2 separate regions of the Homo sapiens genome follow, and region 2 is linked to region 1. The links are chromatin contacts, found by Hi-C or POLR2A ChIA-PET in ENCODE. All regions are on one chromosome and are shown on one strand. Each heading gives the region's core, a stretch centred on a gene start or an enhancer-like site at or near the end of the contact. The rest is flanking DNA. Distances are from core to core; before and after follow the strand shown.

Region 1 (6,048 bases), core at 1,514-4,013:
GACACTGGCATTTCCCATGAGCAACAAGAACTCACAAGAAGGTGGAATGTGACTGGATAAGGCTGACAACAAGGGGAAGCAAGCCTGACATTCTCCCCACCAGCCTGGAAGTCTGGGCCTTAGCAAATGTGAAAGGCTAGGGTTCAAGCTGAAACCCCGTGTCCTTATGTAACCTAGACGAGGCTGCAGTTTAGTTGGGCTAGGCTACGGCCAAAAGCTTACCAAGCAGAAATTCAGGGGGAAAATATTTCAGCAAAAATATTTAACCCACTGAAAATAATTTATACTTGTTCATATGTTTACAAACAACCTGCTGATTAAAATGGCTCTTAACTACTCATTAAAAGGAGGCCCACCCTTCAGGACCTATACTTTGCAACACTTAGTTACTATTTAATTGGAGATACAGTATAAGCAAAAATATGAAAAGGCTGCATTTCTTTATATGCTATAATTTTACTTTGTGATGATTCTAACTTTCTCTGCCCTCAATTAGTCTGATTTAGTGATGTCTTGTCATGTATAGGCTATAAAATCCTGATGCTGTTTCTCAACTTGCCAGTCAGAATAGCAGGATTAATAAATTCTCAAGATTTTTAAAAGATCAAAATTGGAGCCCCTGTTTTTTTCCTTCCTTCCTCCTCCTCCCTCCCTCCCCTCCTTTTTCCTTCCTTTCTTCCCTGATTTTTAGTAACATTTATCATAAAAAATACAACCTATATATTTCTTGACCATAACTTACATGTGATTGAGAAGCATCGAATTAGAGTTTGTGGTCTCTGTCTTCCAATATCTTGTATGTACTATACATAATAAAGTTGGTTCATCATCATAACTGGGGCTTTTTAAAGCCAGAACCCCATCAAGAATTCCCATAAGTAGGAACATTTCCAGAAGTGGTAGGGTACAGTAAGATTTTTTGATCTGCTGGTAAACGCTGACGGGGATACCCACTTAGGCTATTTTATTTTGAAAGAGCGATGAAAATTTGAGCAAATGATAGCTTCCAGATACAGTAAGTCCTCACTTAACATCATTGATAGAGTCTTAGAAACTGCCACTTTAAGTGAAACGACGTATAACAAAAGCAGTTGTATCATAGGTTCATTGATATAAACAAGAGTTAAGTTCCTGGAGCGTATTTCTGGCCATGAAAACATCACCAAACTTCTAAATAAAAGCCCCAAACGCTTCTAACTATTAAGCATTGAAATAAATGTGAGCTATACATACATTTAAGAAAGATTAATAAGAACAAGTAAGATAGCTATTTACTCAATTCTTCCATTATCAGGAATAATTAATTGAGTCTGCCAGATCGTGTCCCAACAGCTCAGGGTGCAAGGAGGGAACCAACCCTGGACAGTATGCCATCCCCCACCGCAGGTGCACCCACACACACCCACACTCACACTGGGACCAAGCAGACACCATGGTTCACCTCACATGCACGGCTTTGCAATGTGGGAGGAAACCAGAGTACCTGCAGAAACCTACAGAGACATGGGGAGACCATGCAAACTCCACACAGACAGTGGCCCCGCGCCAGGAATTGCTTTCTAGTCAATGTTGTAAGAAAATGACATTGAATGAAATGATGTTATTCAAGAACCTGCTGTAAAGGAAGGCCAATATATGATCAGAAGTGCACATCTCTAATGAAGAAATCAGGAAGAGCCATTTTGCTTTCCCTTAACCCTGCTGCCCCCAGGTAACAATAGTAAGTTTCCTTCAGTTACCCCTTTCTTTTCCACATAGAAGAAGGAAATTTCACTTTTGAAATGTTGAATTATCCTGTTTTCACGCAAGCAAAGTTGCATAATGGTCTTGGCTTTGCCAGCTACATGGTGTCTACAGGTGGACAAAATGCCTATTTCTGTGTCCTTACCAATAAAAATGGGATAATCACTGATTTTTTTAAAAAGTCATTGCTATAAAGATTAAAACGAACTCCTGTATGAGAAAGTAAATAAAACCACTAAAAAATATGAGTAAAAATGCTCATTTTGTAACCAAATGATTCTTTATGTCCCTTTTATTTTGTCCTGCTATTTGCTATTGATTGCTGTTCCTATCTTTGACTTTTCTTTCTGTTTTTTTTCTTTTTTCTTTTCTTTTTTTTTTTCTTTTTTTGAGACGGAGTTTCGCTCTTGTTGCCCAGGCTGGAGTGCAATGGCGCAATCTCGGCTCACTGCAACATCCGCCTCCCGGGTTCAAGCGATTTTCCTGACTCAGCCTCCTGAGTTAGCTGGGATTACAGGTGCCCACCACCACACCTGGCTAATTTTGTATTTGTAGTAGAGACGGGGTTTCTCTATGTTGGTCAGGCTGGTCTCGAACTCCCAACCTCAGGTGATCCGCCAGCCTCAGCCTCCCAAAATGCTGGGATTACAGGCGTGAGCCACCGTGCCCAGCCTACCTTTGATTTTTCTATCAATGCAAAGTTGGAGGAGTTAAGCAACCATTCCTAAGATGAAGAAAGTTATCTTCTAGACCAAATTCAATTTTCAGCAGTAAGGAACAGACAAAAAATCCTCTTCCCCTGCCCCACAGCTTCCATTGTACTAGAAAAACACAGACAACAAATAAAACAAATAAGAAAAATATGTGAAATGTTCAATGGTAGTAAGTGCTAGAGAGGAAAAACTAAGTGAAGAAAGTGAAGGAGGAGGATAGGGCATCTGTGGGGAAGGCAGGGGACGGCTCAATCTATGGATTCAGGAAGGGTGTGGTCTGCGTGCTCCCAGTGTGAGTGTGGGTGTGTGGGCTGGAAGAGGCCAGGGAGTGAGTCACATGTACATCCAGGAAAATGCTTCCAGGCAGAAGGGACAGTAACCACAAGGTGGGAGAGGCCTTGATGTATCTGAGGACAGCTGGAGATCAGTGGGCTGAAGCAGAGTGAGAATTGAAGGGGAGGAGAGCAAAGAAGCAGCAGAGCTGGGCTAGGGTGGGCAGAGCACCAGAGTGACTGTTTTTTTGTGTGTTGTTTTGAAACAGAGTCTTGCTCTGTCGCCCAGGCTGGAGCCTTGAGACGGAGTCTCCCTCTGTCTCCCAGGCTGCAGTGCGCGGCTCACTGCAACCTCCTCATCTCGGGTTGAAGCGCTTCTCCTGCCTCAGCCTCCCGAGTAGCTGGGACTACAGGCATGCATCACCACGCCGGCGGATTTTTGTATTTTAGTAGAGACAGGGTTTCATCATGTTGGCCAGGCTGATCTCGAACACCTGACCTCAAGTGATCTACCCTCCTCAGCCTCCCAAAGTTCTGGGATTACAGGCATGAGCCACTGCACCCGGCCCACAGTGGCTGTTCTAACAGAAACGCTGCTGCTGTGCAGAGAAGGAAGGCAAGAGCAAGGGTGGACACAGGCCAGTGAGGTGGCACCAGCAGTGACCCAGGGATGAGGTCATAGCAGCCTGGACCAGACAGCATCAGTGGATGTGCTGCTGGACTCCAGACACATGGTGAAGGCAGAGCTGACAAGATGCGAGGGTAGACTGGATGCATGGTATGGAGAAAGCGGGGAGTCAAGATTTTTTATCTGAGCAACTAGAAGGACAGCACAGCCATCTAGTAAGATGGTAAAGACTTCTGGAAAAGCAGGTTTTGGAGGCTGATGTCAGGAGCAAGTTTGGGGCACGTTATATGTGAGTCATGTATTACATATCCACCTAGAAATGTTGAGTAGGCAATTGGTGAGATCAATCTGGACTTAAGGAGAAATATTCAGGTTGGAGGTACAAATAATCATCAATTTAAGATGCTATTTGAAGCCATGAGGAGGGGCTAGCTCACAAAGCAGGGTGCAGATACCAAGAAGAGATCCAAGACCAGGCTTTGGGCATGCCAATGGTAAGAGGTTTGGGAGAAGTGGCAATGGTGACTAAGTTTGAGTGGACAGTAAGACAGAGTATGGCATCTTGGAAGCCAACTGCAGAACATGTTTGAAAAAGGAACTGATTGACCGTGACCTGTGTCAAATGCTATTGTTAGGCTAAGAAGATGATAACAGAAAAATGACCAAAATGGATACTCCCAAGCCCTCAAACAAAGTATGCTAAAGCAGTTTTTAATGTTTTAATAAGGTCTTAAGTTTAAGATGAGAATTTGCACAAATATTTATATCCTCTCCTAAATCTCACTAAAATGACCCTAAAAATAAGAAAGGATAAAGACAATATTGGTCAGGCTATGTCTCTTCCTCTCTCTTCCCTAAACTCTAAACAGATGCTGGGATTAATTCAAAGATGGATTTTCCAGCTTAAACTGACTATTCATCCCAGGAAATCCAGAGGAATGGAAGCCCCAGAGATACAAAAGGAAATACGAAACCTCCCAGGACTCCAGCAGGTTTGTGAGGAGATAACAATATAGGTGGAGTGACAAGAAGACACACATAAAAAGTCAAGCAAAATAAAGAAGACAAATGTCAATTTACAAAATAAATTGTACTGGCTGGGCGCAGAGGATCACACCTGTAATCCCAGCACTTTGGGAGGCAGAGGCGGGCAGATCACGAGGGCAAGAGATCGAGACCATCTGGCCAACATGGTGAAACCCCATCTCTACTGAAAAAAAACAAAAATTAGCCGGGCGTGGTGGCAGGCGCCTGTAGCCCCAGCTGTCGGGAGGCTGAGGCAGGAGAATGGCGTGAAACCGGGAGGCGGAGCTTATAGTGAGCTGATATAGCGCCACTGCACTCCAGCCTGGTGACAGGGCGAGACTCCATCTCAATAAATAAATAAAATTAAATTAAAAAGTTGTACTAATAATCTAACATAGTTTTCACTATTCTATTACAAGGCAGCAGAGAGTGCTGGCTCACCAGTGGCCAGGGGGAGGTCAACATTCACATGGATTACCATGAGCTTCTCAATTCCCAGTCTTATCTCCATTCCCTCTCAGCTACACATATGCATGGGCACACAAGGGACTTCTCCATCATCCCAAACTGCCTCCTCCCCCAACTCACTGCACTCACACCTCCTAACCACACACACTTAACTCCTATCTTTGCGTCTTTCTTCTCTTGCCTCCTGACCCCTCCAATGCATTCTCTACACTGCACTCAACTGATCTTTAAGAGACCCATCACCATAACCTCTCCTGCTTATAATCCTGCAAAACTGAAGCCCACATCCTTAATATGGCCTACAGCTCCTGCAGATCAGACCTTCCTCCCAGGCTTGTCCAATGTCTTTCCATTCACTGCGATAGCCCCAGTGAGGGTCCCCCCAGTTCTAGGATGGCACCATGCTCCTTCCCAGCTCAGGCCCTGCACCTATGCTGCGCCTTTCATTGCCTTCTCCACCAGTGCCTGACATGGCACATTAGAAAGCTTTCGGTTAATAACTACTTCTCTATTCACTTGCTGATTTGATATCAGGGAGTTACACACAAGAGAAGGGAGACCTGGATAAAAGGGGGAAATGACAAGCAGAGAGAGCAAAATGATCAGTTTATTCACTCATTCTAGACATATTGAAGAGGTTAGGGAGGTCCAGGTAAATTGGAGCAGTGGAAATCTTAAAGAGCCAGGGGTCAACATATCAGCCCTACAAAAGAAAACAAGGGGCCTGATGCGGTGGCTCACGTCTGTAATCCCAGCACTTTGGGAGGCCGAGGCGGGCGGATCACGAGGTCAGGAGATCGAGACCATCCTGGCTGACATGGTGCAACCCCATCTCTACTAAAAATACAAAAAAGTTAGCCGGGCCTGGTGGCGGGTGCCTGTAGTCCCAGCTACTCAGGAGGCTGCGGCAGGAGAATGGTGTGAACCTGGGAGGTGGAGCTTGCAGTGAGCCGAGATGGTGCCACTGCACTCCAGCCTGGGCAACAAAGCGGGACTCCGTCTCAAAGAAAAAAAAGAAAGAAAGAAAGAAAACAAGGGCTGAGATCAAGGAAAATGGTCTGAATACATATCAATGCCTGATTCAAGTAATGTTTGGAAGAAATCAGTAAATATTTATTGAACACTTACTATATGCAAAGCAACATAGTACAAAACGATACATAGTTTACTTTTGTTTACTTGTTTATTTAATTTTTTT
Region 2 (6,048 bases), core at 1,978-4,477, 77 kb after region 1:
AGGATGAGAAATAGCAGAGGCTACAGAGGGGAAGACCACACAGAAACAAATTTGCTCTGCAACCCAGGCTCCAGGCTTAGGGGAGCAGGACCCAACCACAAAGGGAATAGTAGGGTGGGTGTAGGGCTGAGAACAGGGGAGTGAATGAATGCCAGCATATGCAACACTTGGATCCCCAGATCCTGCACAGACACTTTCTCCCCTGACCTGCAGAGACAGTTTCTCCCAGGAAAAGAGCTGGCTTGCTCAAGAGCTTCCAATTTGCTTCCTAGTGACTCACTGGGTTTTCTGGTGGTAAAATACACATAACATAAAATTTACCATGTTAGCCATTTTAAAATAAACAGTTCAGCGACATTAAGTATACTCACATTGTTGTGCAACCGTCACCCCCATCCATCTCTGGGACTTTTTCATCTTCCCAAACTGAAACTCTGTACTTATCAAACACTAACTCCTCACTCCCTCTTTCCCCCAAACCCCTGCCATTCTACTTTCTTCTCTATGACTCTGTCTACTGTAGGTACCTCATGTAAGAAGAATCATCCAGTATTTGTCCTTTTATGACTGACTCACTTCACGCAGCATAATGTCCTCAAGGTCCATCCATGTTGTAGCATGTGTTAGAGTTTCCTTCCTTTTTAAAGCTGAATACCACTCTATAGTATGAATATACCACATTTTATTTATCCATTCATCCATCAGTGGGCACCTGGGTTGCTTCCACCTTTTGGCTATTGCGAATATCGCCGCTATGAAATTGGGTGTACAAATACATCTTTATATCCCTGCTTTCTAGTGATTCACTCTTACATGTGAACAGATAACTAAGGATCAGAGGACTTTTTAGGAAAACTTCCCAACGTTAAAGACAGAAACCAAAATAAATAAGGAGGAAGGGCTCTTGAAAATTAAAATGGTATAGGCCAGGAGCAGTGACTCACGCCTGTAATCCGAGTACTGTGGGGGACCAAGGCGGGTGGGTTGTTTGAGCTCAGGAGTCCCAGACCAGCCTGGGCAATGTGGCGAAACCCCATCATTACAAAAAATTACAAAAAAATTAGCCAGGTGTGGCGGCACATGCCTGTAGTTCCAGCTACTCGGGAGGCTGAGATGGGAGGATCACCTAAGCCTGGGGAGGTCGAGGCTGCAGTAAGCTGAGATTGTGCCACTGCACTCCTGCCTGGGTGACAGAGTGAGAACATATCTCAAAAAAAAAAAGTATAAATAAAAAAGGTTAGATGGGTTGGAAAATAAAGTCATAGAACTTTCCCAGCAAATAGCGTAAAAAGAGAGATCAAACATAGTAGAGAAAAGATAATAATCAATGAAGATGGTCCAACAGCAAATTTATAGGATTTCTAGAGAGAAGAAAGGTGTTTATCAAATAAACTACGGGAGATATTTCCTCCCAAAACGATATTGGTATCCACATTCAAAGGGCCTTCCAAGAGGCTTGCAAAGATGAAAATAGACCATACAAGGCACATCGTGGTGAAATGTCACCATGCCGGGAATAAAGACGCTAAAACCTTCCAGAGCAAAAAGCAGGTCATGCAAAGGTTTGGGACACAGAATAGTATCAAAGGTCTCAATAGCAACATTCAGATGCTAGAGTAGAACAATGTTTTTCAAATTCAGAGAACAATACCTTTTAAGCTAGAATTCTGTACCTAAGCAAATCATGAATCAAAAAAGAGGCAAACAAGGTCTCCATCAGAGGAGAGGAGCAGAAAAGTCCCAGGAACAGGGGCAGCAGGCCCAGAGGGCATTAGGTTGGTGGGCACAAGGGCACAGGAGATGAAAGCTTCTGGCCTCACACTATGGGTCTGTAGCTTTGTTTCTGATTGATTCATGCAGTCATACAACAGTGTTTTTTGTCTATTATGTATCAGGCACTCTTCCCTTCTAAGTGCTGGGAACAGAGGTGAAAAAAACAAAAGTTCCTGTCCTGGTGCAGTTTTCATTCTAAGGCGGGAGAGGGACGATAAACAAATATACCTTGTTAGGTAATGTCCTATGAGGAAAATAAGCAGGGAAAAGGGATAGGGTGTAACCAGGTGGAGTGCTAGACTGGAAAGACCAGAGGTGACCTTGGAGACCTGAGTGCAGTGAGGGAGAGAGCCCTGGGCATTTTGGGGGTCTGGAGAGAGAGCTCTTAGGCAGAGGGACTTCAGGACCAGCTGCCCTCATCAGCCTGGCCTCCTGACAGGCATTCTCCAATGGACAAGATTTTCTCTTGCTCCCAGCCTGTTCATTTCTTCTGGACCCTCTGGGAAACAACTCTGCCTGGAGGCAGATGGCAGGGCTAAGCAGCCCCAATTACCACATGGCTGGGGCCCTATTGGGCCAGTCCTCTTTCCCCTTCCCAGTGGGGGAGATGACACAAGACTCTGCAAGAGAGATGGGACCCCAGAAGACAGAAAGGATGCAAGTGGTTGAGTGCTAAGGTGGTAAGTCCAGGCCCTGAAGCCATCTAGGCAGACACAACATCTGACACTTACACTGCTCTTTCTGTGCATTTTCACAAGCAAGAGAGGCAGAACAGGTACCACCATCATGCACAGATGCCGAAACTGGGGCACTGCCAGGTAAGGAACCTGCCCAGGGTCACAGAGCCTGTTAGTTACAGTACGAACTCTCACTGGGGCCTGCTTCAGAGACCAGTGCTAGGTCAAAACCAAACGTAAACATGTTTTTCTTGTTACTTTTCATGTTTTCCATACAGGTAAAAATAAAGCCCAAGTTGTAAGTGGTTCATGAGAACAGAAGATCTTTTTATTTAGCATTTCACAAAATATAAGGCTACTCCTCTTGAGACTTCACCTTGAGCTGTAATTTTCTAGCTACCCATGGGTCAGAGACAGGCACTAGAACTTGGTTAGACTTACTCCACCTCAGATTAGGAGCAATTACCGTTTGGGAAAAGAAAAGCAAACTGAAGGATGGAACAGTCTACCTAGAAGATGTTTCAATGATCGGATAACTAGCATTATGACTAGTTCCCCGCCAGAATATGCCGCCTCAGCCTTCCCTTCCAAACGCTGCAATCTCCTTTCCGTTACCTATCTTCGGGGTTGCAGTTTTGTTCTAAGAGCAGAGGAGCATTTGCATCTGCGGGGCGAAGGTGCTGAGTGGGAGGAGCGGCCACTGCATGCCCACAGAGGAAGCTGCTGTGACAGCCCTGCTGCTCCTGCTGAGCAAGGGAACTAGAGTGGCCCAGTCTCCACCTGGGTCTGGCTCCGTTCCCGAAGCTGATTCAGGAATTGAGTCATCATTCGCAACCTGAAGTCAAGGAACATCTTAATTAGATTTAAAACACTGTATTTCAATAATATCTAACAGTTTAAAAATACCCCCACATTTAACCCTCAGCATTCCTGCGTGAGGGAAACACAGTGGTGCCTGCAATTTACTTGAAATGAGTAAAACATGTGAAATGGACAGATGGATGGATCGGCAGATACGTGATAAAACAAAGTAAAAGAATAAAGGTAGAATTCAGGTATTGGATATATGAGCGTTCCCTGTAAAATTCTTTCAGCTTTGTTGTAGTTTTGAAATCTTCATAATAAAATGTCAGGGAGAGTGGGAGGGAGGGACTCTCCCATCATCCTGGATTATTTCAATATCCATGTGAATGATTAATTCAACAACCCAGCCTCAAGCTTCCTGGCCCTCTGAATGCCGGCACTCTCCCGTCACCTCCTGGACCTTACCTCACTTAAAACAGTCCTGCCTTGATCTTAAACTATCTCTTCAGACCAGATTCCTTTCATTCCAGCTCACTGCCTCATAGGTGCTTCCGCTTCAGGAAGGTATCTACACCTAAACCCTCCATTTCCCCGTGACTTCTGGTGCTTCTGTATCCAACAGAGATTTATCAGCCCCCTCAGCACCTTCCCTGCAAACCTGCAGGGCCAGCCACTGTCAGGGAAGAGGAACACAGGGGCAGGAAACAACCTCACAGCCCCTGCCTGCAGCAAGCTCATCTGGAGCTGAGAGTAGGGACGGAGGAGATGTGTGGGCACAGCTCTCACGGGGCTTTGCTGCCATGGTTCCTGTGGGCTTGCCTGTGCTTCTCTCCCCTGCTGGATCCCCTCTTTTCCACCGCTGCATCTTCCCGGATAGCTCAGTTTACTCTCATTTTGATGGATCATATTTTTCAACAGCTTAAACAGTTTTTATTATGAAGTATTTTAAACATAATCAAAAGAAGAGAGAATGGTATAATGAACCCACATATACCCATTCTCAACAGTAACAAGAGTCTGGCATATTTGCTTCATTATCCCATTTTTTTTCTTTTTCTTTCTTTCTTTTTTTTTTCTCCATGACGGAGTTTTGCTCTCGTTGCCCAGGCTGGAGTACAATGGCGCGATCTCGGCTCATTGCAACCTCCGCCTCCTGGGTTCAGGTGATTCTCCTGCCTGAGCCTCCCGAGTAGCTGGGATTACAGGCATGCACCACCCCGCCCAGCTAATTTTTCCATGTTTTTAGTAGAGACGGGGTTTCACCATGTTGATCAGGCCGGTCTCAAACTCCTGACCTTAGATGATCCATCCGCCCTAGGCTCCCAAAGTGTCGGGATTACAGGTGTGAGCCACCGCACCCGGACTTTTTCTTTTCATTCTTTGCTCAAGTATTTTAAAGGAACTCAGACTTCTTCAGTGTGCCTCTCTTAAACTCCAGGCCTGTAATCCCAGCACTTTGGGAGGCTGAGGTGAGAGAACTGCTTGAGTCTAGGAGTTTGAGACCAGCCTGGTCAACATAGTGAGGTCATGTCTCTACAGAAAATTTTTAATCTGTTTTCAAATGTATTTGCAGAGTTGTGCAAATTAAAATATAAGAAATTAATGCAAAGGTCAGCTAAAGTTGCTGTCTATTAATTTGATATTTAGTAGTTTTCATTTGTAAATTAACTAACTCTTAGACTGCAAATAAACATTTTTGTAAAGGGCTATGTTTTTAAGTTTCTAAGAAAATCTTCAGTTAGCAGTTTAGAGTCTTCTAAAATTAAAGTAGAAAGAAATAATTGGTGTGAAAATGCAAGGGTTAGCTGTGTTAGAAAATGTCTAATTGAGGGTTGTAAGTTTCTTCTATCTTGAGAAGAATAAATATTTTGAAGAGTAACATTGAAGGTGGCATGTTTAAAAGAAATTAAATGGTTATTATAAACCACAGGAAAAATAGTAGAAAGGAAATGGTAACAGAACAATCAAAGAAAAGCATAATGGGATAATAAACAGGTTAACAGTGTAATAATGATAATTAACAGTAACAAGATATTGTTAAAATTTTAATTAAACTTAAAGCAGCAGCAGGAAATACTGAAAAATAAAATACTTGGCTACATAAAAATGTACACTTCTACTTACTTCTAACCTTATAAATTCTAAAAGAAAAAACACAAATGGTAAAACACATATGAAAAAACTGTTTAATCTGAACAGTGCAAAAAATGCTAACAATAACACTAATGAACAATTTTTCACACTGCAAATCACCACAGATTAAGAAGACTGACATTTTTAGTGTGATGAAGACAAGTTCCTTCCAGCTTTTGGGAAGGCAGAGTGGCACTCTGTGTCAAAATGTAAACTGACCATACCCCTTCACCCACCAAATCTATTTCTAGAAATTCACCCACAAAAGACAATCACATAAATGTTCAAAGATCTATCTATTGAAGCAGTTTTCAAAAGAGTGAAGATTAGGAAAGACTTATCCACTAATAATGGATAGGGTAAATAAACAGGTACATTCACAAAAATGACTACTGCTACAGTCACTGAAAATGTAAGGATGCTGGAGAAAGTCACATAATAAAGAAAATCAGTGCCACTATAATTCATGATCACTGCTCCCAAATGGGTCCTCAATTCCCTTTCTCTAACCGCAGACTCACAGGCCCTTCTGCTGATGTGATATAAGCTCTCCTATCAGCAATAAACAGGAATGAAGTATTGATACATGCTACAACATGGATGAACCTTAAAAACAGCATGCAAAGTCAAAGACCAGACACAAAGGACCATATATTATATG

What was found. A loop is a pair of places that touch in the nucleus more often than their neighbours do. ChIA-PET counts read pairs that join two places held with the same protein, here RNA polymerase II (POLR2A). Pooled maps may share reads with other maps.
Region 2: a loop to region 1 is called in a map of PC-9, with 7 times the contacts of the local background. The contact joins two enhancer-like sites. A Hi-C loop is called at or near these places in 8 of 168 maps with a recorded cell type or tissue (IMR-90, PC-3, PC-9 and 4 more) and 8 of 50 pooled maps. POLR2A ChIA-PET finds 5 or more read pairs at or near these places in 7 of 52 experiments (AG04450, H1, HEK293 and 3 more).

What each region holds. Positions count from the first base shown.
Region 1 is chr15:29,841,073-29,847,120 of GRCh38, forward strand. It overlaps a transcript of TJP1 not described here. Among named protein-coding and RNA genes, the nearest start is that of TJP1, 22 kb to the left of the region's middle. Within about 2 kb of position 2,764, at least 4 of the 41 ENCODE cell types and tissues checked have a DNase peak (open chromatin) inside an H3K27ac peak, as active enhancers do; they include PC-3, PC-9 and mammary epithelial cell, where a contact is called at or near this core.
Region 2 is chr15:29,917,529-29,923,576 of GRCh38, forward strand. It overlaps a transcript of TJP1 not described here. Among named protein-coding and RNA genes, the nearest start is that of TJP1, 98 kb to the left of the region's middle. Within about 2 kb of position 3,228, at least 5 of the 41 ENCODE cell types and tissues checked have a DNase peak (open chromatin) inside an H3K27ac peak, as active enhancers do; they include PC-3, PC-9 and mammary epithelial cell, where a contact is called at or near this core.